Linked DNA regions of Mus musculus: region 2 is linked to region 1. Evidence: chromatin loops called from intact Hi-C (ENCODE). Cell type or tissue: left cerebral cortex. All regions are shown on one strand. Region 1 holds the start of 2610203C22Rik (RIKEN cDNA 2610203C22 gene). Region 2 overlaps Adhfe1 (alcohol dehydrogenase, iron containing, 1).

Region 1 (2,500 bases):
CTGTCTTCACATGCAACAGTCCACTGAACCCAGAGAGGAATCCCAGAAGATCTGTAGCTTTAACCTGAGGATTCAGAGGCTAGGAATAGAGCCTTTTACACTCCTCCTTGGGCTGGGAGAGCAGAGAGTAAGTAGCCAGAACAGGAAGCATCTTTCCTCTTCCTACTTCCCCTGAGCTCCATCTTTAGCCCTCTCCTAAGGAAGAGCATGACACAGATGCGGAAGCATAGTTTACAATAGCATCCAGCTGCAGAGCAGTCTGCTGGCAAGAGCCTGGACAGGCCCTAGAGAACGAAGAGGACGAAGATGACAAGCAGCTTTGAATTCCTTCTGGTATGTCTACAAAGTGACAAGGGTACAGGTCCACCTGTGTGTGTGGGTGTGTGTGTGTGTGTGTGTGTGTGTGAGAGAGAGAGAGAGAGAGAGAGAGAGAAGTGTCCTTTCATTTCTGAGGCATAAAGGGAGATCTCTGTAGATAAGAGGGCTCTCTCCTCCCTGCCTCCACACTGTCCCTGCTCCTCTGCAAGGACAGAGAATTTTCATGGAATAGTCTCCTGGATTTATGGCCGTGAGGCTTGTGTGTGAGACTACATAGCCTGCTTTCCTGGTGAGGTCACTGTTTCTTGAGTTATTGTCTTGCTTTACTTGGCCTGCATGAATAACAAGAATGTGGTGCAGAGGGCTTATTTATGAAGTACCAAATCTCTGCCTGGTTATACCTTACCAAGCAAGCTTCCCATCAGACCTGACTCCTCAGGAGCACTTTAGTCCTAGGGTCTGGTTTGAAGTCTAGTGAGGCTAAATGAGCAGGGCTGGGCCTTCTTCCTCCGAGTTGGAGCAGACAGACAAAAGCCTGTGGTCTCCTAAGCCAATGCACTTTGTAGGTTTCAGTTGAGGACTAATTTTGCTGGTAGGGAATGCAGGCAGGAGGCCAAAGGCAGCAGTTGGCAGCAAGTAGACTCTTTTGAATTCAAAAGAGTCGTCACCACCCACATCTTGCTTCTGAGCCAAGCAAGGGTCACTGGCCCGGACTGACCTGGCACACTGGGTGACCACCTGGGGCTGCAGGATCAGCCCAAATGCTACAGTGGGAAATGGAGAGCCTTGTGTTCAGCCGCCCTGGAGCCCTTCCCCTGCCCACCTTCTTCTGAGAGAGAACCCTGGACCCTGGCTCAGGAAATGATTCTATTTTCAGTTCCTGCCTGGCTGGCTGAATCACTCACTGCTCGCCACCCGTCCCTGCTTCTTCTGAATGGGGCGGATTATCACACCATATGTTAATGCAATTCACAATTTGCAAAGCCCGGTTAGGCTTGGGCTCTGTTGAGTTTTCATCAGCCGGTGAGGTAGATCGGGTAGGTAATTTAATTTGAATGCAAAATAGAGGTTCAAAGAAACTCAGGCAGCAAGGAGGCTCACCACTGTGAGGTGGGGTCTGGCACCCGGCTTCTCACTTGGCAGCAGTTTCTACACTGTCAGGGGTTCACAGCTCTTGGGCTGAATGGCAGGGGACCCTGCTAACAGTTTCCTGTCTTCTTTATAGAGGACATTTGCTTCAGAAGGGTGTTAGGCTGTGGGAGTGCAAAGAATTTAAAATCTTACTTTCTAGTCTCAAATTGAGTCTCAGATTCATCTCTCCAATCCCTAAGGTTTATATGACCCACAACAACGTAAAGGGCAACCCCTTCTTGCTCCGATCCATTTCATGCTTGTGTGGCCTATACTTTAGCCTATAAGACAGGTACATTCTAATGCATTGTCTCTAGGACAGTCCAGCTTTTAAGAACTGGCAGAACCTGGGCAAATGGCTGGCAAGGATGAATACTGGTCATAATACTAATGGAGCCTTCCATCCTTCAAGCCTGTAGGGTATTGCCCAAGACTATTATCCACAGAGAAGTTGGTGAGAACCCTAAGGGAGGGGCTCAGTAACCAGGGACAACATGGAGGGAGGCTCAGGGTAGTCCCAGGCATTTTTAGCTACTGTGGAAGTGCTCCAATAGTCTCACTTGAGTAGCCACACTAATACAAATCAGCTGCATATTGGCCCAGGTAATTTTGTTTAATCATTTCTGGGACAAGGAGGCAGGTAGGATATTTTCTTTTTCAACCAATGAAGAAAGTGAACTCAGAAATCTGCATGAGGTTCTACAGCCACTCAAGTTCTCGTTGTCACGTTTGAAGTGCAGAGCACGGGATACCCAAGACTTTGGGTGGAGGAGATGACAGTCCTGGCTGGTCAGAGTATTGGGGTCTGAGGCCCTACTGAGGTCAAAGGGTGAGAGGTGTGGGGAAAACAAGGAAGGGAACTGAAAAGTGTGTGTGTGTGTTTATGGAAAGTTGCTGAGCTGAGGGGACAACAGAGAGAAACAAGCTTGCTCTCACTGATTAGATTTGGTTTGAGCTAGTCCTGGGTGGTACCAAGAAACAATTTGCATAGTTTGTGCTGCCTCTTGTCTTTATCTAAAGGTTGGCATCTGGGGAACATGTGTGCTCTTGG
Region 2 (2,500 bases), 57 kb after region 1:
TCTATAACCCAGCACTTGAGAGGCAAGGCCAGGGGAATCATGAACTGAAGGCCAGCCTGGGATGTATAGAAAGATTCTGGCTCAAAAAACAGATGAGCAAAGAAACTCTCCACCTCCAGGTCCCAAGCCATATTCCTGCGTGGTTTGGCCTAATTCCCAACTCAGGTTTATCAAGAACAACTTTCTCATGAGGCTTTGGAAAGTCATCAGCTCTGGTCTTCTGTTCAAATGTACAGAAACAAACCAACCCATATACTTATCAAACTGGGCCAGTCAACAGCTGCCCTGTATAGAGTCTTGTCCCTGGCAAGGACAGTACAGTGCTGCTAAGAAAATAACTCAAGACCATGTTCTTCACAGCTTGGTCTTCAGACGCATCCACAAGGACTTTCTGTAGGACATGACTGTTTAGGCATGCACAACATGGAATCCTTCCCCTCCCACCCCTGTTTATATTTACTTTTCCAAACTAGTTTAGTGGTTTGCTTAATTTCTCCAGTGATCTTTATGGGTGGAGTTGGTGATGTCAATATCCTGTGGCTATAAGTTCTCTCATCGGCTCTATGATCCTTCTGGGACAAGGGACTAAAAGATGATGGCTATCTGCCACCAAGATGAAAGGAAGAAACATGACATCTTGTGGGTTCCATTTTCATGGGTCATGTGGTCTAGTTTCTCATGATAAGCAGGTGCTTGGTGTCTACCCCTCTGCAGGCAAGCACAGGTGGAGAGAGGCCTTGCTGTGTCTCCTGCTCTGGTCGGACTCATCATAGTGTTTAACATACAGTAAATGTACTGGGCACAGTTGGCTGCTGAGTTGATGAAGGTGGTTGGGAGAGTGGATAATGGCGTCTGAGAGGTCACATATACAGGATGGACTGCTGACTGCCCAGCCCTCCCATTTTCCTCATTTCAGAAACGACTCCCAGTAGTTCAGACAAAAAGTATCTCAAGGATATCTCTGCACACAGGTTCCCTTGATCTGCCAGTTTAGTCTACCAGCCAGTCCTGCAGACCCACCTTGAAGATGAATTATAACCCTTTGCACCACAATCTCTGAGGCACCAGAGACCTGCAATGAGCTGTTTCCATTTTTGCTACACTATTGCCTCCTAGTGGTTATTCTCTAAACAGCCAGATCTCCTTTCCCCACAGCAGTGACCTGGGTTTCTAAGCTCTGGATAACTTCCCTTTGTGATAAGAACAAAATCATGGAGCTGCCATGTAACTCAGTTGGTAAAGTACTTGCCTGGCAAGCAAGAAGCCCCAGCTTCTATCTCCATTACAATAGAAACTAGGTATGGTGGCTCCCATAGCACAGGAGAGACAGGTGGGTCAGCAATTCAAGGCCGTCCTCAGTTACATATCACATTTGAGGCCATCTTGGGATATATGAGATTCAATTCTCTACCCCAAACCCCACTTCCCTGCAAATATCATGATGTCTGATGTCTCCCTAGTCTGGCTCTGTTTCTCAGCACTCCATCTCCCACTGTCTCACTTTCCCTATTAGTTCAATTGAGACAGAGTTCGATTGAGACAGATAGAGATTGCAGCCCTGACTGACTTCAAACTCACTATTTAGCACAGGCTTGTACTGTGGATGCCTCTGCCCTACTTCCTGAGTGCTGGGGTTACAGCTCACACCACCATACCCAGATCCACTATCTCTTTTAGATTTTAGCCCATCTCTTCATCCTTGTCTAGTTGCCATGTCTGGGTTGGGAATGTCGCACAAGCCACCTGACTACCCTCACTGGAGTTCCCTCCACATTGTCCCCACAGGATTTCTCTCCATCTTCTCAGGCTTCCCACCCCGCCAGTGATCACATCTAAACTTCTTATGTCTCACTTGCAGATGCCCGTTTCCTGTCTCTCCTCAGAAGGTAGTTAAGCTCCAGGTATAAGCCCTAAAACACTTGAAGGAACAGTATATGTGCTAATGTCCAAAATATAAAAATTATTCTTAGAGCACAACAGCAAAATACCAAATGAATCAACCCCAAAATCAGCAAAAGACTTGAAAAAAAAAAAAAAACCATTTCTCTAAAGAAAAATACATGAATGGCCAATCCGTACAGGACAGGATGGTCGGTATTCTTAGCCTTTGGAGTGTGTGTGTATGTGTGTGTGAAATCTAACTCACTTCACCCCACTGGGAGGGCCATTATAAAAACAATGGAAACTAACAAGTGCTGGAGAAGATGAAGAGAATTGGAACCCTTTGTGTTGTTAATAGAAATGTAAATGGTGCAGGCACTATGGAAAAGTTTACCAGAGCATTAGGAAGTTAAAAACTGGGCTGAGATTGGTGGCTGAGATTGCTGGAAATCCCAGCACCTGAGGAGTCAACGTGGGGATCATCAAGGCAAGCCTGGGCTACATAGTGAGATCCAGTCTCAAACACATCCAAATAAATAATACAATTACCATACGAATTAACTGTTCTACTCATACTTCCTCCAAAAACCTGAAAGAGGGGGTGCAAGCATGCACGGTA

The links. Hi-C counts contacts between places; a loop is a spot of excess contacts. Peaks named below come from ENCODE experiments on the same cell type or tissue, not always from the same donor. Only the 100,000 strongest peaks of a DNase experiment are listed, where the experiment ranks them.
Region 2: it touches region 1 in a loop (2.1-fold over the local background); 2 of 42 quality-filtered maps call a loop at or near these places.

Annotation. Positions count from the first base shown.
Region 1 is chr1:9,628,894-9,631,393 of GRCm38, reverse strand. 2610203C22Rik (RIKEN cDNA 2610203C22 gene) reads left to right here and starts at 302. Exons shown (of 5, transcript NR_015470.1): 1 at 302-333. In left cerebral cortex, no CTCF peak of the experiment used is centred here; DNase peaks (open chromatin) are centred at 246, 972 and 1,194; H3K27ac peaks cover 2,500 bases.
Region 2 is chr1:9,572,025-9,574,524 of GRCm38, reverse strand. The region is part of intron 13 of Adhfe1 (alcohol dehydrogenase, iron containing, 1); the gene reads right to left. The region is part of intron 3 of 2610203C22Rik (RIKEN cDNA 2610203C22 gene); the gene reads left to right. Among named protein-coding and RNA genes, the nearest start is that of Adhfe1, 25 kb to the right of the region's middle. In left cerebral cortex, a CTCF peak has its summit at 1,119 (motif pointing left); a DNase peak (open chromatin) is centred at 1,119.